2 separate regions of the Homo sapiens genome follow, and region 1 is linked to region 2. The links are chromatin loops, found by intact Hi-C in ENCODE. Cell type or tissue: K562. All regions are shown on one strand. Links, peaks and the distances in the headings refer to the core of each region. The heading gives the core; the rest is flanking DNA.

Region 1 (12,239 bases), core at 2,528-10,527, 220 kb before region 2:
AACCAACCTGTGCAACATAAAGAGACCTTGTCTCTACTAAAAATAAAAAAATTTAGCCAAGCATAGTGGCAAATACCTGTAGTCTCAGCTACTTGGAAGGCTGAGGCGGGAGGATGGCTTGACCCCAGGAGTTAGAAGCTACAGTGACCTGTGTTCACACCATTGCACTCCAGCATGGGTAACAGAGTGAGGCCCTGGCTAAAATAAATAAATAAATAAAAGAGTAATAGCAAAGGCTTATGAGCACTTGGTATGCACCAAGTACTATACAATGTACTTCATATGCATGTCACATTTAATTCCACATAATAAAGTGGATACTGTGCCTACAAGTAAAGATACAAGTCCTTCCTTGATAAATAAGGAAGCTGAAAGTCCTCAAACTTACAAGATTTGACCAGAGTTGTTTAGTTACTATATGGAGAAACCAGAACTGGAGTCATGTCTGCTACCCCTAAAGGCAGCACTCTTAACCCCACTGTATTTTATGATTGCTACAGCCTCATCTCTCCCCATCCTATTCATAGTCTAGCCATGGCGAACTCACCGTCTTTCTAATATATGGTGGTCTTTAATAACCATACCTCAGCACATCTTGTTTCCTGAAATGCACTTGTTCCCTCCCCTTCCCAATGCCTTTCTGCTTAGCATATTCCTATTCCACCTTCAATTCCAACTTAAATGTTACCTCTGGAGTAATTTTTCCAAGTTCCCTGTTCTATGCTCCTACTTTTCCCCATTCATACTTTTTTTTTCTTTTTTTTTGAGACGGAGTCTCGCTCTGTGGCCCAGGCTGGAGTGCAGTGGTGTGATCTCGGCTCACTGCAAGCTCCACCTCCCGAGTTCACGCCATTCTCCTGCCTCAGCCTCCCGAGTAGCTGGGACTACAGGCACCTGCCACCAAACCCGGCTAATTTTTTGTACTTTTAGTAGAGACGGGGTTTCACTATGTTAGCCAGGATGGTCTCGATCTCCTGACCTTGTGTCCGCCTGCCTTGGCCTCCGCTGGGATTACAGGCATGAGTGCTGGGATTACAGGCATGTAAGTGCTGGGATTACAGGCATGAGCCACCGCGCCTGGCCCGTTCACTCTTTTTTTAATAATACTTACTGAGTTGTGTTGTAATTAGCTTCTTAATGCTTGTATCTTTCAGGGTTTAGAAGGAAACAGAAACCACTCTTGATATTTTAAGCAGAAAGGGAATTTAATATAGAAAATTAGGTACTTACAAAATCATTTGAATAGCTGAAGGAGCAGGCTATATGTGAGACCTCTAGGAATGACTCTCAGAACACTACTGAACTAACTCACCAAAGGAGCTACAGCCTCTGATGACCACTGGAATACTAAGTTTAAGAAGATAGCACCATAGCTACAATCTAGAGATCAGGAAACTGCCACACAGTCCAACAACATATGTAATATCAGACTTTTTATAGAGCTACTGACTAATGTAAACATCCAAGTACATGGTCCACAGAAGAGAGAATAAAGGAAACTGGATAATCAGTACCTGGAGCATTGAGAGTTTGCTCTAGGGTGTGTTGGGGTTTTTGAATGTTTACTTTCATAATAAGATTGAAGTAAATGATGAGTTAATGGGTGCAGCACACCAGCATGGCACATGTATACATATGCAACTAACCTGCACATTGTGCACATGTACCCTAAAACTTAAAGTATAATAATAATAAAAGAAAAAAAAAAGAAGAAAAAAAGATTGAGGTAAGTCTCTCTTTTTTTTTTTGGAAGGAAATTAGTTATTTTCAAAGCTCAGAGAAATATGTACCATATGCCAAACCACCCCCCAAACCACCCCCACAAAAAAAAAAACTGTTACTATAGTAGTTGAGTACTAAATGGACAGGCAAACCTACTTGACAAAAGTGGTTATACCCAGGCACAGTGGCTCAAGCCTGTAATCACAACCCTTTAGGTGGCCAGCGTGGGAGAATCACTTGAGGCCAGGAGTTCAAGACCAGCCTCAGCAACATAGCGAGACCGTCTCCACGAGAAAAAAAAAAATTTAAAAATTAGCCAGGCATGGTGGCATTTGCCTATAGTTCCAGCTACAGACTGAGGCGAGAGGATCCCTTGAGCCCAGGAGTTTCAGGCTGCAGTGAGCTATAATTGCACTATTGCACTCCAGCCTGGCCAACAGAATGAAACCCTGTCTCAAAAAAAGTGATTATGAAAGCAGTTGAGAGGTAACATTGAACTAGCAGTCAGACAAACATATTGAGTCTAAGATGAGCCCTGTGACCTTGGAAATGTCAGTTAAACATTCTGTGCCTTAATCCTGTCTTCTATAAAATGAACAAATTGAACTAGATGACCTGTAAGGTTCAGTCCAACAATAAAATTTCATGTTTTTTAGTTATTCAATTGAAAAAAAGTATTTTTATAATGAAAAGGAAAATTATGCAACCATTTCTAGGGCTTGCTTTACTTTTGATCATTCTGTAAAATTTTCCTGTCAACCTTAAAATATTCTCTGAGGCCATCCAGATGAGGTGAGAGAAGCAGTGGGAGGAGAAAGTAACCTAGAAAAGGAAGGGTTTTTGCCCTGACCATATTGAGTCAAATGTAGTTTTTTTAAACACACAGAGCAGCTTTGGAGTTCCCTAATTTCCCAATTGGGGGTTTTAGTTAATCTGTCCCCAGAAGTTAAGCAGGGAAAAAATTCTTCAAAGAACCATCACTGATTCTAGGAGCTGGAAGGGCTCATCACAACCTCAAAAGCTAGGCTTGTTACCAAAAAAAAAAAAAAAGTACATTGAAAGTGTCCTCTAGGCTATGTTAGCTGGGCCAGAGATTAAATGGAGCTTTCCGCTAAGTCCCTGCAACTTCCTCTGGGCTATTTGAGGTACTTGCTGAGTTTTTGCCCTAATTTCTTTTTTTCCTTCAAGACTTGCCCTTCATTCTCTTGCTTCTCCGGTGTGAACTGCTTTTCAGAACATTTTCAGACAAACCTTCAGATGTTAGCGGAGGGACAGTTTGCCAGTACTGTTTTGTTGTTGTTATTTCCCCAAAAATAGAGACGATCCAGGAGCGACTGCTGCTGTCTTCAGAGGATGCTGTGGTATTACATAGCCCTTGATTTCTCCCCTGCCAATATGCTTTTTTATTGTGCTTCAAAGCTTGTTTACTAACTCCAGCTTAGTCCCTTGACTCTCCTCCCTTACCCTGCCCCATGCATTGTGCATGTCAAAAGGTAGAAAAAAATAACAGCTGCTTCTCAGCCCTCTCCTTTGAAGAACTGCAGAATCACCAGGGCTAACATGTCAAATTGTACAGCCTTAACCAAACCTTTGCACAGAGATGTTTCAGGTTAGGAGAAAGGAAAAAAAATTTTTTTTAATGTAATAGCCTCTTTTCTAAGGGCTTTTAACAGACAGGCCCCAGGGCTACCTCTCCTTGCTGCAGAATATATAAATAAATAAGTGAATGAGCAGGGTTTAGTTCTTAGCCAAGAACGATAGAAACCCCAGTGTTGTATCTGTTGCTATGTGGAGCCAATTAAATGAGATGGACACACGAAGATTTGTTTTAGTTACAGCCCTACCATAATACCATTCATAATCAAAGGCAGTGTTTCCCAAAGCATAGTTCAACTGTCACCTACATCACAATTATTTTAGGGGCTTGCTTTAAAAATGCAGATTCCTAGGCTTTGATCCAGGTTTCCTGAATCAGAATATTTGGAAGCAGCACACAGGCATCTATTTTTAGCAGTACCCCTTATATTAATTCGTATGCACAATAGTTTCTGAAACCACATATTATTGAATGAAGGCTTTTAGGAATATACTAAAATACTAAAATTAGGAAGGAAGATAATTATACTATTTGAATTTTTAAGGACCCAAGTTCTTTAAAAATCTACACACAAATCACAAAGTAAAGAGTATAGGGGCTGGGCGAAGTGGCTCATTCCTGTAATCCCAGCACTTTGGAAGGCCAAGGCGGGTGGATCACTTGAGGTCAGGAGTTCAAGACCAGCCTAGCCAACATGGTGAAACCCTGTCTCTACTAAAAATACAAAAATTAGCCGGGCGTGGTGGCGGATGCCTGTAATCCCATCTACTCAGGAGGATGAAGCAGGAGAATCGCTTAAGCACAGGAAGCAGAAATTGCAGTGAGCTGAAATCATGCCACTGCACTCTAGCCTGGGCATCAAAGCAAGACTCTGTATCAAAATAAAAATAAAAGCATAGTAGTGATTAAGAACATGAAGATAATAAAAGTATAGTATTTATCTCATAAGATCATTTAAAGGTATAAGTGGGAAAAATGCATTAAAGTTTTTAAGAGTTTTGTTTTTTTGCTTTTATTTTTTTGAGACGGAGTCTTGTACTGTTGCCCAGGCTGGAGTGCAGGGGCACAATCACGGCTCACTGCAAGCTCCGCCTCCCAGGTTCACGCCATTCTCCTGCCTCAGCCTCCCGAATAGCTGGGACTACAGGCGCCCGCCACCACGCCCGGCTAATTTTTTGTACTTTTTTAGTAGAGATGGGATTTCACCGTGTTAGCCAGGATGGTCTTGATCTCCTGACCTCATGATCCACCCGCCTCAGCCTCCCAAAGTGCTGGGATTACAGGCGTGAGCCACCGCGCCCAGCCTCAGTTTTTAAGAGTTTTAACGGTAAACACTCAATATATCTTAACTATAATGAATAAACTGAAGATACGTAATACAGAAATGACATGAACTGTATGTAGCATAAGATGATCCCCAACATTGTCTTAATTTCTTCTTGACTCCTTCCCTTTAAAACAAAAATTTGAAAGATATTTAAAGGGCATGTTTTAAGTGAAAACCAGACATCCAAAAAATAAAAAAGAAATGACTGCTTCTTACTTAACCATGTTAGATGTTCAGCTGGAGAAGGAGAGTAAATTTCTGGATCTGATGTAAATTGTTTTCCTAGTGCTGTAACCTCCATAAATTGATATTATTGTGCACCCTGATCAATTTTGAGGATATGTATTGACATCGTCCCCATTTCACCAATAAAGGATTCATTTGAGAGCTGTCACTACTTATATACAACCTTCACTTCTGAAGATATAGCCCAGGGACTTTGGTGAATAGCTAGCCCATGGTTTCAGCATGGACAAAATGATTGTTAATGGGTTCTAATGGAATTGTCTTTGCTAATGAGCATAGGAAGAGAACTGCTGGTGGATGTGAAAAGAACAGTAGAGGACACCCCCAGTGTCTCCCATATCTGAGTCAGGTGGCAGACAGAGAGACGAGGAAAAGGCAATTCTTTAAGATTGCTTTCCCCTTGCCCTAAGGCTAACAAGGACCCTCTGATCTAACCCCACCTACCTGCTGTTTTCTGTCTATGAGCATAGGAGGTGAATAGAGTTTAACCAACCTATATCCAGAGCAACTGAAGCAAGGAAGTGAGGCTCTTGATCTAACCCCTGAGATGTGTTTTGTTTTGTTTTGTTTTGTTTTGTTTTGTTTTGTTTTGTTTTGTTTTGTTTTTTTGAGACAGCGTCTTGCTCTGTCGCCCAGGCTGGAGTGCAATGGCATAATCTCGGCTCACTGCAACCTCCGCCTCCCGGGTTCGAGCACTTCTCCTGCCTCAGCCAACAGAGTAGCTGGGATTACAGGCACGCGCTATCACGCCTGGCTAGTTTTTGTATTTTTAGTAGAGAAGCGGGTTTCACCACGTTGGCCAGGCTGGTCTCGAACTCCTGATCTCAGGAGACCCACCCACCTCAGCCTCCTAAAGTGCTGGGATTACACTTGTGAGCCACTGCACCTGGCCAACAGATTTTTTTGAGAAAGCAGTGTATGGGGGAAATTGTACCCAAGTCTCCCTAGTACCCAGTCTCCCTGAAAAGGCAGTCAATCTGCCCCCATAGCTTCAACAAATTCTGAGAGGGAATGATTTAACCTTGGGATAAATGTAGAGTATTGATGAGGTTTTTTTAGACTCTATGCTAGTTCTAAAGAAAAAAACTGAGACAGTGTTGTCAACCTCCTTGGTGTCCAGTAGGTGGAGATATAGTCTAAGGTTGTCTGGGACTGCAGTGGAAATTTTAGGGCACTAGATAGCTTCCAGAGTCTTCTGAAGTCTGTGGGAAAGAGTAAGCAGCGTGCCTTTTCTGCTTCCCAGTCCACTCATCCTAACCCACACATACCTCACTTCTCTGCCTTCCCATTCTTAGACACTTTGGCTGAGACGGAGGTACATACCACGTAGGGAGGAGTGACATCAAGAACTCTACAGTGGGGGAAAGTTGGGAAGAGAGAGATCACAGAGACATTTGAAGAACTTTCCTGAAGTCCAGGTCCTGTGCTATTCAGCACAGATTCTAGGTTGGCAGTAAGGTGTCCTCCCTTCTGCCAATCTGGAAATGCCAGTATCTTAAATCCATGGAGGGACCACCCTCCTAAAATTCTCACACATACACAAATCTAAAAGTGACACAAACCGGGAACAGCAGACCAGACAAGATGCACTATAGGTATTCAGCCAGCCATCTGGCATCAAGTTAATGCATGAGTGGACACCCTGCCTGCCAATGGGCACTAGGCCATGACCACCAGTTGGGTACAATCAGCCTGCCAAGGTGAAGGGCATCCCACAGCATTGCACCTATCAGCTTCCCTGCCACAAACTGAATGGAGCTCAGAACTTGAGAGACCTCCTGCCTGTAGAGAAATAGACTCAGTTCCTCATTGAAAACAACAGAGGAAAGAGAGGCAGGGAAAGGGGGCAATGCTCTATTTTGCCTGAAAATAGTAGCAAAGTCTCTTCGTCCTATCCTTGGAAAAGAAAAGTCTGGAAATTGACCCTTCCCAACCCAGAACTGGAAGTTGGGAGTCAGTAGGATAAAATGGTATGTTATTTTATCCTACTGAATGAAAGCAAATGTGGCATGATGGAAAGAGCTGACTTGGAATAAAGACACCTGAATTCTATCCCACATCAGCTGTATGACCTTGGGCAAGTCATTCCCTTTCTCTGGGCCTTGCTTAAAATGAGGACATTGGGCTAGATGATATCTAGAATATTGTCCTCCTCCAACATCTGCTGTTCAGTTCTGAGAAGTAATGACTTTGCCTTGTTGAAGTTGACCAGTCTAGCACCCACAGAACCCCATGTGACCCCAGACATAAGCTATGTCTGAGCTAAGGGAACCGAGTACTAAAGGAGTGGGAAAATGAAAGTTCTGAGCTCCCAATGTCCCTTTCCCACTATCTGTTTCCCACCACTGGGGACCCACTACAGGGATTTGAATATCAGAGATCCAGATCTCCTAATCTTTTGTAGAGTGAGAAGGCTGGAGGCTCCAGTCAGCCTTGTAACCAAAAGAATCTAAAACTACTATTTTAAAAAGAAAGTGATGCTCATCTGGGTAATATTCATTATATTAATATGTATCAAAGCCAGGCGCAGTGGTTCACAACTGTAATCCCAGCACTTTGGAAGGCCAAGACAGGAGGATTGCTTGAGGCTGGGAGTTTAAGACCAGCCTGGCCAACATAGCAAGAGCCCTGTCTCTACAAAAAGTAAAATTAGGCCGGGCGCGGTAGCTCACACCTGTAATCCCAGCACTTTGGGAGGCTGAGGTGGGTGGATCACCTGAGGTCAGGAGTTCAAGACCAGCCCAACCAACATGGTGAAACCCCGTCTCTACTTAAAAAAAAAAAAATCCACAAGTTAGCCAGGCGTGGTGGCAGGTGCCTGTAATCTCAGCTACTCTGGAGGCTGAGGCAGGAGAATGGCTTAAACCCAAAAGGTGGAGGTTACAGTGAGCCAAGATCGTGTCATTGCACTCCAGCCTGGAAGACAAGAGTGAAACTCCATCTCAAAAAAAGAAAAAAAAAAAGTAAAATTAGCCAGGTATGGTGTCACATGCCTGTAGTCCCACCTACTCAGGAGGCCTAAGTGAGAGGATGGTATGAGCCCAGGAGTTTGAGGTTGCAGTGAGCTATGATCAGGCCACTGCACTTCAGCCTGAGTAACAGAGTAAGATCCCATCTTTAAATATATAGAGATAAATTTTGGGTCTAAGGCCGATATGTCTCTGATCTCTGCTCCACTGCCCACCCAACCCCACCACCGCCACCACCAGCAGCTGCCCTTTCTCACTAGAGTCTCTTCCTGCCCCTTTATATTTGCAATGGGCTGACTCTGTTAATTCTTCCTGCCTGTTGAGTGTTCACCTGGTCCCTGGTAAAGGACCTGTGCCTGAATTTATCCTGTGAAGAGAGGAATGCCTTTACTTTCCCTCCAGACATTGATTCACTTCCTTTGCCCAGGTGAGTTTCCATAGGATATTGGAAACATTCCATTTACCAGAGCTTTCATATACAACCAGGCTGAAGAAAATATTCAACTATTGAGAACAGAGAATTTGGGGAGATTCCAGTATGACAAGTAACAATAGTCATCTGAGAACTGAGTTCTACCACTTGTCCTCACCTCCACCCTGAGAAATCTTAAATGCCCTCAGGGAAGAAAAGCTAGTCAGACTAATTAATATCTTGTTTTCTCTCATTGAGTTGCCTTATGCTGAATTTCAAAGAGAATATCATTTCACTTCTTATGTATCAGATGTTGTAGTATGCTCTAATCACCTAGGTTAGGGGTGGGAGAGTAGTTGATATAATAACTTGAGGTAAAATAAGTAAGACATGAATCTTACTTTCAAGAAATTTATGGTATATATTATCTATACATAAGAAGTTACCCCCAGGATGTAGTTACTTGAAACAACAATAAATATTTATTCTCTCTCTCAGTTTCTGTGGGTCAAGAATTCAAGAGCAGTTTAGCGAAGCAGTTCTGCCTTGATGTCTCTCTTGAAGTTGTAGTCAAGATGTCAACTAGGCTTGTAGTTATCTGAAAGCTTGACTGGGGTTGACCACTCTGTACTGCAAGCTGGTTCACTCACATGGATAGCAAGTTGGTGCTGGCTTTTGGTGGAAGGCCTCAGTTTCTCTCCACATTGGCCTCTCCATAGGGCTGCTTGGTGGCTGGCAAGAGATCCAAGAGAGAGACCATGGTGGAAACTGCAATGTCTCTTATGATTTCATGTTAGAAGTTACACATGTCACTTCTACAGTATTGTGTTGGTTACATGGGCCAGCCATCATTCAGTGTAGGAAGAGAAAACACAAAGGGCATGAATACCAAGAGAGGAGGGTCAATGAGGCCATCTTGGAGGCTACCACATAATCTATCTGGGATTTCAAAGTTATGATAAAAAGTAACGCTAAATAGAAGAGCTAGTATGTTTATAAACCTACAAGAACTTTGAATATGCTCATGATAGAATAAATTTCATAGTTTTTCACAAAATGCCATTGAATAAGTGACTTCAGTAAACGCTATTTTCATTGAAACTTGGTTTTTTTTTTTGCACTCCTTGAAAACATTCTTCAGAGTAGGCTAAGGGATTTAATGAATTATATGGTTATCTTAATTTTCATTCAAAGGATGTTAGCCATGCTGCTATAACAAAGAAACCCACAAATATAGTGACCCTCTTACTTCAAATAAAGTAATAGTACAGAGATATATGGAGCAGATGGTCTTTGGTAGAAAAGGCTTGCATCTCTGGGTCCATGGTGGCTGCTTAATGTGTCACCATGTCATAGCAAGCAGAAGGATGAAAGAGTGAGAGAGCAACTACTTTTCCTCTTTAAAGACATGACCCAGAAGTTACACACATTGCTTCACTCACATTCCATTGACCAGAACGTAGTTATGGGACCACCTGTAATTGCAAGACAGACTGGACAGTGTAGTATCTAGCTGGCAGCCATGCACCCTGCTAAGATTTAGTGTGTGGATAGCAGGGTAGCAGAGTCATATTATTAAAAGGAAGAAGAGACAGGATGATGAGAATGAGTGGTCTCTGCCACACTTATAAAATATAATTTGTGGGGACAGGTCAGGTGACAAAAGTTAACAAGTAATTGGACCACATCTCTGGATCCAATTCAATAATTAGATGCAAATTAAAAACATGATAGTAAGAAACGCTATCTTGCTAGAAGACTACGTTGTAAAAAACAATGTCACACAATTCAGAAATTAGTTTTGTAATGTTGCTGTGTTATGTTTACCATTGCTTTAAAAACAGGTTCAGTTTATTCAAATATTTGTTTAGCCAGGCAACGTACTTGGCAGTGGAAAAACAGAAGTAAACAAGATCCTTACCTCACAGAACTTAGTCTAAAAGGAGAGACAAACAGGAAAATACAATATAGTGGGGTAGATGCTGTGACTAGTGAAATCAGGAGTACTGGGTGGGGAATTAATGAATGCTTCTTGGAGGAATCAGTGTTTGTGCTGAGACTTGATCTATAAAATACATTCCATTCAATCCCAGCTACCCGGGAGGCTAAGGCACGAGAAACACTTGAAACCCAGGAGGCAGAGGTTGCAGTGAGCCAAGATCACGCCACTGCACTCCAGCCTGGGCGACAGAGTGAGACTCCATCTCAAAAAAACAAAACAAAAAACAACATTACAGAGAGCACATCAGAGTTTAAATAGATTTCAGATTTATCAACAGACAGAATGAGGCTTTAATATTTATAACCAAGTACTGTAACCATACATATAGTATATTAGTTTAATTATCCCAACAAATCTATGAGAAAGATATTACTGCCATTTTACAGGTGAAGATATTGAGACCCAAGGAGGTTAAGTAACTTGCCAAGGTTACATATCTGTTAAGTAAGGGAGGCAACTTTCAAACTCAAGTCTTTTCAGATGACTTCCCTGTATAAAATAAAAGCACATTAACAAAAAGCAAACATTATCATTAAAAATTCTGGCCAGGCGCAGTGGCTCACGCCTGTAATCCCAGCACTTTGCGAGGCTGAGCCAGGCAGATCACAAGGTCAGGAGTTCGAGACCAGCCTGACCAACATGGTGAAACCCCGTCTCTACTAAAAATACAAAAATTAGCTGGGGGTGGTGGCGCGTGCCTATAATCCCAGCTACTCAAGAGGCTGAGGCAGGAGAATCATTGAACCCAGGTGGCGGACATTGCAGTGAGCCAAGATCGTGTCATTGCACTCCAGCCTGGACAACAGAGCGAGACTCAGTCTAAAAAAAAAAAAAAAAAATTCTATGGAACATGCTTTCATAAAATATTTAGAGTTGCTTCTATCATAGGTGCATTCAAATGTATTCAATTTCTAAATTATACAAGGACTTTATTAATACACTGGATAATTAAGTGCTAGACCATGTACTCCAGACTATAAGCCTAGGACTTCAGAATAGTGGCACATTGCTGAGATTTAGAATGAGCTGGGGAAGTCCAGGCTCAGTGGCTCACACCTGTAATCCCAGCACTTTCGGCAGCCGAGGCAGGCAGATCACTTGAGGTCAGGAGTTCAAGACCAGCCTGGCCAACATGGTAAAACCCCGTCTCTACTAAAAATATAAAAATTAGCCAGGCATGGTGGTTGGCACCTGTAATCCCAGCTATTCAGGGGGCTGAGGCAAGAGATTCACTTTAACCTAGGAGGCAGAGGTTGCAGTGAGCCGAGATCACGCCACTGCACTCCAGCCTGGGTAACAGAGCAAGACTTCATCTCAAATAAATAAATAAATGAATAAATAAATATTTTAAAATAAAATAAAGAGGCCAGGCGCAGTAGCTCACACCTGTGATCCCAGTACTTTGGGAGGCCGAGGCAGGCGGATCATGAGGTCAGGAGATCGAGACCAGCCTGGCTAACACGGTGAAACCCCGTCTCTATTAAAAATACAAAAAAATTAGCCGGGCGTGGTGGTGGGCGCCTGTAATCCCAGCTACTCGGGAGGCTGAGGCAGGAGAATGGCGTGAACCCGGGAAGCGGAGCTTGCAGTGAGCCGAGATGGCGCCACTGCACTCGGGCCTGGGCAGCAGAGCGAGACTCTGTCTCAAAAAAAAAATGAATAAATAAAATAAAATAAAATAAAGAATGAGATGGGGAAGCTTATGCAGGGCTTGGATGGGCCTTGATGACCAGTACAGAGGACAGTGCATTCCAGACACTGGAATCACAGGAGCAAAGCTGAAGACAAAATGGGCACATTAGTGAGACAATACTGAGACACTGAGACCCAAATGACTAAAGCAGAAGGTGTATTAGAAAGAAGCTTTCTGGTTCTCCCAGGTACAGGAGAAGGGAGAGATTGGAGACCTCAGGGTCATTTTACCCCCATTTAAGTGGCCATGGTAGCTGTGACCTACCCCCACT
Region 2 (12,239 bases), core at 2,105-10,104:
GAGTGAGGGAAAGGTTTAAGTTGGAAAGAAAAGTGTAGATGGTTTTTCCTCATTTCCTTTGGAAATGTGGGGAAGCGGGGAGACTACCATCTTTCTCTTCCTGGGAACTGGAGCATCTCTCCATCCCCAGCACTCCTGATTCTCTCAGCAGTGATGTCTAAAACGGATTCATTATCTTGAAAAATAGTTCCAATTCTTATTGTGTGTGTGTGTGTGTGTGTGATTACATATTTGTGAGAGAGAACACAGTCAGTTATCTGTGTGGTATATTTCTGTTAAAAATTTAAAGATGATCACTTTTGAGAATTTTATAACCCTCCTTAACATGATTGGAGCCATCTGGTTGTTGCAACAAGACTGGAAATTACTGGTCTCCAGTGTCCCACTAAACCAGTTGGGTCCTTATTTCTGTCCGAAATTTTTGCTGCCTTATTTAGCATGGGAATGAAAACTTTCTTTGGGGATCTCCTTTTGTCTCATTCATCAGCCTAAAGGATCATGGGGCAGGTAGAAACCATTTCCCTGATTCCTCTCCCCACCAACCCCACCAGCCTCTGCCCAACCCCGCAAAAGACAGGCCCAGCCTGCCTGTAGAGGGAGGTGAGGAACAGTTCCTGGGCTCAGAGATTGGATCTCTCATCCTCACCCTTTGCTTCTCCCCATACTTCTTACACTCAAAACAGAGAAGAGGGGTGGTTGGAGACCCAACTTATAAGCTTGGATAGAGGGGGTAGAAAAGAGAGAGGCACAAGGTTGTCCCTGTGAAAAACTAGGAGACTGTGGAATAAAATGAAGAAGGACAGCCAGGGATGGGGGCTCAAGCCTGTAATCCCAGCACTTTGGGAAGCTGAGGCAGAAGGATCGCTTGAGTCCAGGAGTTTGAGGTTACACTTATCTATGATGGCGCCACTGCCCTTGGCCTGGGCGACAAAAGCAAGATCCTGTCTCCAAAAAAAAAAAAAAAAAAAAAAAAAGTGGAGATGAAGGAGTTGGAAAAATAGATGTTGTGCAGGGACATGTATGCACCACAACACAGATGCTAGGAATGTAGAAGCTCACGAAAGGGGCAATTGAGGCCCTCTAAGGCTGTGTATCCTCTGCCTCCAGGCAGTATCTTCTTCACTCAAACAGATGGCTGGAACTTCACTTCTGCAGAGCTCTGGGCAATGAATCAACTTAGCATCCACTCTCATGTGTTCTGAGTTAGAATAATCTTTGCTCTGGACTGTATCACCTTCCTGAAAATCTGAGAAATACTTGGATTATTTCTGCATCCTGAATGACTTCAATTTTTACCCTAGTATGGGGAGTTGGAGGGCCTGGAATCCCAATGCTTTCTTAATTCCCAAGCCTGTTTTAGGTGGTCCCAGGAAGGGAATGAGAAGGGGGTGTGTATAAAAGAGGGAAGTTGAGGGGATGGCAGTGCAGGTAGCCGCAGGTAAGGATTCCCCAATCCTCATTAGAGATCTCAATTGAATAACTGTTGCTATCTTCAAAGAAGAGATGGGACAGACAGCCCCCTTTACTCCACAAGGAAATGGCAGGTCTGTGTGTATATAAGTTGGAAGGCTATATTCATTTGAATATAACTCTCTGAATACATTTTTGTCTTCATTTGAATATATTAAATTTCACTGAGTCCAAGTTGAGTCACTTTAATGGAGGGGAAGCAATGGCCTAAATAATTCAAGGCGGTAGATAATCCCCAAATCATTTATGAATGTGATTGAAAGGCACTTGGAAGGGGCTTTGGAAGGTGCTTTGTGGACTTCTCTGGGCCAAAAGGAAGAAATCATTAATGGAGGTAAATGAAAAGCTACTCTTAGACCTGTACCAGAATAGCTGTACAGACCCCATGCTATTGGAAGAGCAACAAGCAGGTTGGAATTCTGAGGGCACAAAGAGAGTCGCAGTTATGTATGGATTGAGAGAAGCTAGGAAACAATAAGCTCACAACTGGCATCACTCCCGAATTAACCAATATACCACCTCGGAACAGCCCAGGCACTGGGCAAAATCCTTAGGTAAGAATTTAAGTCTGGCTTTGTTATTCACAAGGTTGAGTAATATTGGCTAAATTAATTCCCCTCTCTGGGTATCAGTTTCCTAAGGGGACTCAGCTCAAATATGGGATAATTATTTCATTTTTCACAAAGTATTTTATCTTTTTATTGTAATCATAGCAAAAAATTGACAAAAGTAGACATTGGGAAAACTATAATCCTATGATGTTAATATGACATATTTTTACATTTGTGTGCTTGACCAGATTTTTGTCCATATGAAACAAAATCCCGTTTTTACATAGTGTGTGTACCATTTTGTATTATTATTTTCTGAGATAGGGTCTCACTCTGTCTCTCAGGCTGGAGTGCAGTGGCATGATCACAGCTCACTGCCGCCTCGACCTCCCAGACTCAAGCGATCTTTCCACATCCTGGGCTAAGCCTCCCTCCCAAGTAGCTGGGACTACAGATGCGTGCCACCATGCCCTGCTTTTTTTTTTTTTTTTTCCTAAGAGATGGGGCCTCCCTGGCTGGGACGCCTGTAATCCCAGCACTTTGGGAGGCCAAGGCGGGCAGATCACAAGGTCAGGAGATCGAGACCATCCTGGCTAACACGGTGAAACCCCACTCTACTAAAAATATAAAAAACTAGTTGGGCGTGGTGGTGGGCGCCTATAGTCCCAGCTACTTGGGAGGCTGAGGCAGGAGAATGGCATGAACCTGGAAGGCAGAGCTTGCAGTGAGCCAAGATCGCGCCACTGCACTCCAGCCTGGGGGACAGAGCGAGACTCCGTCTCAAAAAAAAAAAAAAAAAAAAAAAAAAAGAGATGGGGCCTCCCTATGTTGCCCAGGCTGGCCTGGAACTCCTGTGCTCAAGAGATCCTCCTGCCTGGACCAGTGTTGGGATTACAGACATGAGCCACTGTGCCCGTCCCTATTTTGCACTTTTTTTCACTTAACATAAAAAACAGTTCTGGGCTGGGGGTGGTGGCTCACGCCTATAATAATCCCAACACTTTGGGAGGCCGAGGCATGAGGATCATTTGAGCCCAGGAGTTCGAGACCACCTTGGGCATCAAGGTGGTACGTACCCCCATCTCTACAAATAACACAAAAATTAGCTGATTGTAGTGGTGCATGCCTATAGTCCCAGCTACTCAGAGAGCTGAGGTGGGAGGATCGCTTGAACCGGGGAGGTTGGGGCTGCAGTAAGCGTTGTTTATACCAGTGCACTCCAGCTTGGGCAACAGAGTAAGATCTTGTCTCTTAAAAAAAAAAAAAAGAAGTATCAATGTACTGTGTATGGATTCTACCAGTATCCGTGGTCTGGAGGGCCCCCTGGCCACTTCGTGTTAGTCTCATACCTTTGAAACAGTAGTGGTTCCAGTGTTCCATTCTCAGTTGTTTTTTTTTTTTTTTTGAGATGGAGTCTCGCTCTGTCGCCCAGGCTGGAGTGCAGTGGCGCGATCTTGGCTCACTGCAAGCTCCGCCTCCCGGGTTCAAGCCATTCTCCTGCCTCAGCCTCCTGAGTAGCTGAGACTACAGGCACCCGCCACCACGCCTGGCTAATTTTTTGTATTTTTAGTAGAGACAGGGTTTCACCGTGTTAGCCAGGATGGTCTCGATCTCATGATCTCGTGATCCCCCCCGCCTCGGCCTCCCAAAGTGCTGGGATTACAGGTGTGAGCCACCATGCCCGGCCTCAGCTGTTGTTCTTACCCCAGTTTGTTCCCATCTTCTAAAATAGCTTCTATACTTTCATTATTTCAACCATTACTTATGGACTTATGACCCCCCACACCGATATCTCTGGGCCTTGACTGTATCACTGTTCTCTCTGTATCCACTTGCCCTTTGCTACCTCCTCCTGAGAATCCTGGAAACTCCTCAAATGCAGACCCTTCAAAGTCTGCCCCAGACCTGCCTTTACTGCATTTTCCTCCACTTCTATTCTCCTTATCCCTCCCAGAATTTCACAGAACTATGCTCCAAGCCCCAACAAGCTGGTCTCTTGGATTTCAATGCCTCTGCTCCCACAATCCACTCTGCATATTTTGGTCTCTTCCTCCCTGATGCCTTCATGGGTTCCTCCAAGTAAAATTACTCATTCTCTCTTTGGTGCTTTCACAACCTCTTATGCCTCATCTGTATTATAAAATAAACTGCGAATTCCTGTGGACAGAGTCCATTTCTACTTCATCTGTGGATCTTCAATTCCTGGCTGAGTGTGTAGCATATAGCAGATGCTTATTAAATAATTGTGGGATGAATCAGTGGTCAAGTCATGGTTCCCACTTGCTTCATTTTTCACCAATGCTGTCATTGTCACCACTGATCAGTGCCCTTACTGTTATCATCATTAACTTGATCATGATCACACTTCCTTCATGGTCACTATTATTAACTCCATTGACCACATCATCTCATCATTTACAGCAACAAAAAAAAACCTTCATTAAACATCTGTTCCCAGAGGATAGTATGCAAAGAGCTTTTAATGGAGTTACATGTCATCCCTGCCTTCCAGAGCTCATAGTCTAAAACATAGTTTGTGCTGGGACATGGTCATTATAGACTTTCTGAAGGATGAACAGTGAACAAGAAAGTGAAAATTATTTAAAGAATGACATGAGGCCAGGTATGGTGGCTCATCCCTATAGTATCAGCACTTTGCGAGGCTGGGGAAGATTGCTGAGGCCAGGAGTTTGAGACCAGCCTGGGCAACTAGCAAGACATCTTTACAAAAAATTAAAAAATTTGCTGGTCGTTGTGGAGCGCACCTATAGTCCTAGCTACTTGGGAGGCTGAGGTGAGAGGGTCACTTGAGCTGAAGAGGTTGAGGCTGCAGTGAGCCCAGATCATACCACTGCACTCCAGCCTAAATGTCTGTCCCCTACCCCACCAAAAAAGACATGATGTGACATTTAGAGAGGCACGGTGGAATCCCCAGCCCTCTCACCTCCTACTTGGACTTGTCTCCATCGTCACCCACAGTGTGAAACTCACCAAAAACACTAATAATGGTTAGTAAGACTTCACTGCCCAGACTTTCTGGCCAGTCCCCGCCCCAGCTCCATAGTCTTCCCTTCTGCCTTCTTGCTTTCTCCATGAGACTGTCTTGGTCTAGATATCCTTATCACTGAGTCTGATCACAGCAGTAAGATTGCACAGTATGCCCCCTTGAAGCACCAGAAGTTTTTGGTTTCTGAGTTTAAAAGGTGGCTCATAAATCACTTACGCCCTTGTGGTGCCTCAGGCCTGGGAGGGGAAGCACAGAGACGGGTGATGGAGAGCTGTTGCTGGTGGTGGTAGTTATAGAGGAAAGCATTTGGGATGGAAAGAGGACAGGATTTTAGAGAGTGAGAAGGATGGGAAGAAACCAAGCCCCAGAGGGAAAAGGGGAGAGGAAATGTAAGTAGAAAGGGTGGGTGCATAAAAGGAGAGGAAAATAAAAGGCAGTAAAAAGGCAGGAATGATGTGAGGTATGGTAGGCAGTGAGAGAAAAGGCGCTATGTGAGGGAGAGCCACCTGAGTGTGTCCAGGCATCTCCTGGGCACCACAGCGTGAACGAAAGGTGAGATAAGAGTCTCAGCAGGTAAATTCACCAAGCCCTCCTGTTTGTAGGATGGGAAGTGAGAAGGCTGGGGATTCCAAAAGTGCCCAGCATCTTGGATGTCACACACACACCAGCCTCCTATAAGGTCATTGAGTTTTCTGTTGTTTCACTCAGAAAAGAGGCATGGTGGGAGTGGGAACCTTATATTAATATCAGTTCCCTCAGTGTTGGGCACACCCATGAGTGATGTGACGCTGGGTCCCGACTGTATCTCTTGGTGCGGTAGGACTTGGTACATGTAGCCAAGGGGGAGGTTAGGGTTAAGGGTGATAGATCTTTGTCATTAGTTCGAGGAGTTAAGAAGACCAGAAATAGGGCTAGTATGAGGGAGGCTCTGGCCTGTACAGGGATAGGATGAAGCCTGGGTGGAGTGAGAGGGAACAATAATGGATCAAACAGAGAGAAAAGTGGAGCTTTCCATGCAATGAATGCATGTATATCTAACAATTCTGAGAGAAATTGAGCCCAGGAGAAGGCTCTGAGTAGCCCAAAATGTCACATTTGTCCCTAGGCCTGGAACTCAGGTCTGTCTTCCTGAGCACCCCCGACTGTGTTCTGTTCTCAGAAGCTTTGACTGTGCCCCTCCCAATCCTGGGATGCACACTTAGGGCATAATTGACCATAATTAAGGGCAGTCTGGACAGTTAGGAGGCCTGGACATTTTTTTCCCTTTCCTTTTGAGATGGAGTGGCGCTGTCTTGGCTCACTGCAACCTCCACCTCCCGGGTTCAACAGAGTCTCCTGCCTCAGCTTCCTGAATAGCTGGGATTACAGACGTGGGCAACCACGCCGGGTTAATTTTTGTATTTCTAGTAGAGACGGGGTTTCACCATGTTGGCCAGACTGGTCTCAAACTCCTGACCTCAAGCGATCCATCCGCCTCGGTCTCCCAAAGTGCTGGGATTACAGGCGTGAGCCAACGAGCCCTGCTGGACATTTGTTATAAATTGACCAAGGGAACACAAAACCAGAGAAGACAGGAAGCACTGGGGGAGGCGTGGTTTGCACACCAAGAGCTGTCTGGGAGAAGACGGTGGAGACAGGGGAGGCATGTTCAGACTAGGGCTCAATACTCAGAGGGAAGTCCAGAAGGGTCCTTTCTTCTAGCCCCTTTAGGCAGCCTGAGGTGATTTGGGGGTTTGTGCTGCCCCCTGGTAGCCACTGTGGGAATAGCACTGAGAACTATGCTCAGCAGAAGAACCGGTATGAACCCCATCCTACAAGATGAATTCTTGCTGTCTCATACTTTTTCTTTCTCTCTCTCTCTCTTTTTTTTTTTTTTTTTTTTTTTTTTTGAGACGGAGTCTCGCTCTGTCACCCAGGCTGGAGTGCAGTGGCGTGATCTCGGCTCACTGCAAGCTCCGCCTCCCAGGTTCATGCCATTCTCCTGCCTCAGCCTCCCGAGTAGCTGAGACTACAGGCGCCTGCCACCGCGCCCGGCTAATATTTGTATTTTTAGTAAAGACGGGGTTTCACCATGTTGGCCAGGATGGTCTCGATCTCCTGACCTTGTGATCCGCCCGCCTCGGCCTCCCAAAGTGCTAGGATTCCAGGCTTGAGCCACCGCGCCCGGTCTTCTCTTTTCTTTTCTTTTCTTTTCGTTTCGTTTCGTTTCTTTGTCTCGCTCTGTCACCCAGGCTGGAGTGCAGTGGCACGATCTTGGCTCACTGCAAGCTCCGCCTCCCGGGTTCACGCCATTCTCCTGCCTCAGCCTCCCGAGTAGCTGGGACTACAGGCGCCCACCACCATGCCCGGCTAATTTTTTTTTTTTTTTTTTTTTTGTATTTTTAGTAGAGACGGGGTTTCACCATGTTAGCCAGGATGGTCTCGATCTCCTGACCACATGATCCGCCGCCTCGGCCTCTCAAAGTGCTGGGATTACAGGCGTGAGCCACCGCACCCGGCCGCTGTCTCATACTTTCTTGCAGAATGCATACTGGTAAAATTCCTTAAGCCTCTTGGCCTGGATTGTTAGTGGAGGTGCTCTCCTTCTCGGGGGCAAGGGAGTGAGATGGAACCTCATGTCACCTGTCTGGACTCTTAAGACATGTAGTAAGCATTTTATGTACTATTCTCGCTCCATCATTACAAAGTCCCTATTAAGTAGTCACTATTATTCCCATTTTAAGGTGAGGAAACAGCCTTCGAAGGAGGCAGTTACTTCTCCAAGATCATGCGGTGCCAGAGTTTGAACCTCAGCTTCTTGGCTCGGAGTCCAGTGCTTTTTCACGGCATCAGCTCTCCACTCATAATCCCCCTGGTTTCTCACCCCTCACAATCTTGGGCCAAGATGCGTAAGGACCCAAAAAGTACCAAGAGGAGGGGCTCTTCCATGGGATGTCATGTAAAGGCTGCTTGGGACCACCAGAGCCCTGGGTATCTATGTGTGCCTGAAATAGTCAAGGCCTCACTCATTTATTCAGTATTTGAGTATCTCCTGGTCTTCAGACTTTGTGCCCAGAAGTGGGATACAGCAAAGAACAGACATATTCTCTGTCTTAAGTGAGAGCTCACAATTTGGTAAGTGCAACTGACCAAATGTTTTTGCAGTAAGTGCTAATAGATGTCATTATCAATTGCCAGGGGTGAGAGGAATCTCAGAGGTCTTTCCAAAGGAAAGAACGTCTGTGCAATGATTTTCAAAGAATGTGTCTGTCAAACAGACAAGAGGGCAGAAGAGCAGTCCAGGTGGAAGCAAGGTGCAGGTAAGTCCAGGCAGAGTGAGAGAGCTCATGAGGAGCTTAGGGACCCTCAGAGCAGTTTTGTGTAACCGAAGCGCTGGCTGTTGTGTGCCTGAGTCTGGCCATGATGCAGAAGATAAGGCTAGAGAAGGGGGATGCTGACAGAACGTCAGGGGCTTTCTTTGGCAAGGGTGAACAATATAAGCTTTATTCTGCAAGCCTGGGAGTCCAGAGTTTTTAGCTGTTGACCTCCATTAGACCAATTTTTTAGCAAGGTAACCCCAGAGGCAGGACTACCACCTAAGAGGCTATGCACCAGTCCTAGCAGGAAAATCCCACCAGAAGCCCCTGGTCCAAGGCGTCAGGTAAAGATGAGCGCATTCAGGAGACATTGACCAAGTCGAGTCCAAGAGAAATGGAGGAACCAGAATCTGAGATTGCAGGCTTGGCCTGCGCCAGTGCGAGACAGACATGCCCAGAAGGTGGCTCGAGCCAGGGGAGCCGGGTCCGGGCAGGACTGATCCAGCGGTTACTCAGGGAGGCGTGAGAACGCGCCAGTACCCGGGACGTGAACAGCCGCGGCGGAGGCGCGCAGGGAGAACGCCTGCCCCGCGTGGGGCCTGCTCGCCCAGAGCCGCCAGCCACGAATTTATGGCCCAAAGCCGAATGCAGCTGTGCGCAGCTGGGTATGCAAATGTATGCAAATTCGCGCTGCCCGGCCCGGGCTAGGTTGCGAGCGGAGTCAAAGGGTGGGGGAAGGGGCGCAGCATTGTTACTGTTCTTGCGCTCCCAGAGGAGTTCAGACGCGGTGCGGGAGGGGATGCAGGGGGAAGAAATACATCTTCCCTGTCCTGACCGTCCCGCCTCAGGACCGTGACAATCTATCGGGACGAGCGTGGGTTCCCTCCATGTCCTCAATGACTTGTGCCCTCACGCCCTCAGCCCCACCCTGCGTAAGATGCGTGCAGGAGGAAGGGTCCTGACACCCAGAATACCTGAGCCCCTGTTGGTCTGAGCGTCCTTCCTTCACTGCGAGCGGGAAGGAGCCGCAGGGTGGGTAGATGATCCCACACCCGCCCGGGTCTCCCAGAATTACCCCTCCCCATAGCCAGGGAGGGGGTCGTCCGGAAGACCTGATTTCTTTCATCCCTTTATTGTGACCCGTCCTTCTGCCTCCCATCCGCTTCTTGAGAAGTCCCTACAGAAGTCTAACCATAGTCACATTTGCTATTGTTTCTGTTTTATTTTTCCGGGTGGTTTAGTGAGAAGATTATTCCCAAAGTCCCAAATGTTGGGTTCTGAGGGTGTGGGAGTGGGGCCTGGGCATCAACTCCCGCCCCCTCTCCCCCACCCAACGACCAAAGAATAAGTCCCCACGCTAGGCAAGAACTGGAAGGGAGTCTGGGCTGAGGCTGTCATCTCCCGGCTCTGGCTTGTTTTTTTTCCCGCTTTTTTTTTTTTCCCTTGCTGACTCTTCCCACAATGGCCACAAGGGGTCTTCCTTGCGCTAAGAATGGGAAATCCGGCGTCAGGTTTGAGCGCTGTGAGGGTGGGGCGCCTAGCGATGCTTCCTCTCCGCGGTTTCCGAGCGCCGAGACCTGCAGGCGTCCCACCTCCCCGCCCCTCCTCGGTGGCTTCACTCAGTCGCAGACGACTTCAGTTCTCTTACCCCACGCTCCAGACTGGAGATTGGCATTTCAAGATCTCCTGCTCCTTCCCCTAAGCCTATGGAGCAACCGGAGGGCTGTGAGCTGAGACAAGAATTCGGGCCAGACATATAGTAGGCGCTCAATAAATGCTTTTCAGATGAATGACAATGTGGCAGTGTCCTGTTCAGAAGCTTGGGCAGGGAAGAGATGACTCGGGTGAGTTGAGCAGGACACCCCTCCTCCCAAAGCAAGAGGGTGCCAAGAGGCGGCTCAACTCCCTACCAGGGAAACTGAGGCCATCTGTGGGACTTACATATTGATACAGCAGGGGAGGTTCTGAAGTGACAGGGGCAATTAGAAGGGAGGGGTTAGCCAATCAGAAAGCTGTCATGGATTGATCTGACGTCGGAAGGCGGGAAAAACGGAAGATCCAGGCCCCTAAAGGAAAGCTTTGTTAGAACGGGAAAATGGGATGTGAGCGTGGAAAAGGGGCTGGAGATTTGGATTGTTTAGCTCAGAGAAGGAAAGTTAAGGCAGCCCCTTTCTCCTGTGAGGTCAGAAGTTGTTAGGTTTAGCTGAAGCTGCAGCAGGAGGAAGGGTGGTCAGACACCAGGAAGGACTTCCCCGTTGGAGTCAGACGTGGTGGCAGAGGGTGAAGGGGTGATGACGTCGTTCCCGGGGTGGGAGGTGAGTTATCTGAAACCCTCTTATAATGGGAACCCGTCAGGGGTGGTGGGGGCGGGAGATACAGTTAAGGGTTAGATGCAGTAGGTGGAAGCTTAGGTGAAGTCGGCTGCCCTTCCCCCACGGAAGCGGCTGCAGGGCCCGAGAGGTGGGAGGTTCCTGACCAGGTGCTCTCACGCTCACTGCCCACCTGGATGGACACCTGGGTGGTCCCGCCACACACCCCCACTCAGGGCTTGCAGGAAGTCCTTCCCCAGCCGGATGGGGCGAGGTGTGTTTGGATGAACCGTAGCCTCGGGTTGCACCCGGGTGGCGCAGACCTCCTCGAAGACCCTCACGTGGGCTCCCGTGGCAACTCGCCAGTCCCATCCCCTAGCTTTGGCGCATTCAGGGCCGCTCCTGAAATGTCCTCCCTGCAACCCTAGAAAAGGCTCCTCTGGGAAGCTTGCCCTGTTCTCGCCAGCCTGGTCAGAAATCCTATGGCTCTTCTACTTTGTTTCTCTGGGTGACCTGGGTGAGCAGGAACCACACCTTGATTAGCACATAGTAGGGACACCAAATAAAGTTTTGGGTGGAGGCCTGGCTTTAAATCATGCACTGTCCTAGCTGTGTGACCTCGGTTTGAAGCCCCATGTCCTGATCCGTGAAATGGGTACTTCTGTCTTGCTCACTTCTTAGGCTTTTTTTTTTTTTTTTTTTTTTTGAGACAGAGTTTTGCTCTTGTCGTCCAGGCTGGAGTGCAATGGCACGGTCTCGGCTCACTGCAACCTCTGCCTCCCAGGTTCAAGCGATCCTCCTGCCTCAGCCTCCCAAGTAACTGGGATTACAGGTGCGTGCCACCACGCGCAGCCAATTTTTTTATTTTTAGTAGAGACAGGGGTTTCACCATGTTGGCCAGGCTGGTCTCAAACTCCTGACCTCAGGTAATCTACCCGCACCGGGCTCCCAAAATGGTGGGATTACAGGCGTGAGCCACCGTGCCTGGCCTTCTTACGCTATTTAAAGGACTATGTGCCTGAAATAACCAAAGGGAAAGCATTTTGTTTTATGCAAATGCAGGCTGTGGGAGTCCAAGCCATGCAGACACCCGTGTGCACAGGGGTGGGTACACCCACATTCACACAGGTTGAATCTCTTGGAGGGGCTAGGTCCGCGTCTTTGGAGGCAATCAAGCAAAAGCTGGAGATGGTAGGCGGGGGGGCCAGCTAGGGAGAGCTAGCTGTCAGATGCCAGAGAGGGAACCCAAGAATGCGAGGGGTGGTCCCCAGAACTGGCTATCCTAGACCCAGGATCCGATTCTCCAGGGCGGGATCCCAGTTCCCTGGAGGATTCTGGGTACAGGCCAGTGGGCCTGGACCCTGGCGCAGAAACACGGGACCGAAGACCCCGCTGTGGGAGCCCCGAGTCGGGGCTGCCCGGCAGAGGGCGCCCAGGCTGGCTCGGGCACAGCGCTATAGCCATCTTCGGGTGCGGCCCGCCTCCTATTGCGCCCTCTGCTGGCCAACAAGGACACTATCGCGCTGCCTGTCTTCAGTGCCCACAAAATGGGCGGGGTTCTGCTAATTCAGGGGCTGTTGGCCACGCCTCTTCTGCTGAAGCCTCC

The links. Hi-C counts contacts between places; a loop is a spot of excess contacts. Peaks named below come from ENCODE experiments on the same cell type or tissue, not always from the same donor. Only the 100,000 strongest peaks of a DNase experiment are listed, where the experiment ranks them.
Region 1: a loop joins it to region 2, with 4 times the contacts of the local background. A loop is called at or near these places in 4 of 110 quality-filtered maps.

The regions. Positions count from the first base shown.
Region 1 is chr12:54,433,598-54,445,836 of GRCh38, reverse strand. The region is part of intron 3 of GPR84-AS1 (GPR84, ZNF385A, ITGA5 and GTSF1 antisense RNA 1); the gene reads right to left. Among named protein-coding and RNA genes, the nearest start is that of ITGA5, 20 kb to the right of the region's middle. In K562, for the core only: a CTCF peak has its summit at 6,013 (motif pointing right); a DNase peak (open chromatin) is centred at 6,026.
Region 2 is chr12:54,214,772-54,227,010 of GRCh38, reverse strand. No RefSeq gene overlaps it. Among named protein-coding and RNA genes, the nearest start is that of MIR3198-2, 11 kb to the left of the region's middle. RefSeq lists silencers at 8,975-9,024, 10,826-11,011. In K562, for the core only: CTCF peaks have their summits at 6,769 (motif pointing left) and 9,798 (motif pointing right); DNase peaks (open chromatin) are centred at 6,760 and 9,840; H3K4me3 peaks cover 260 bases.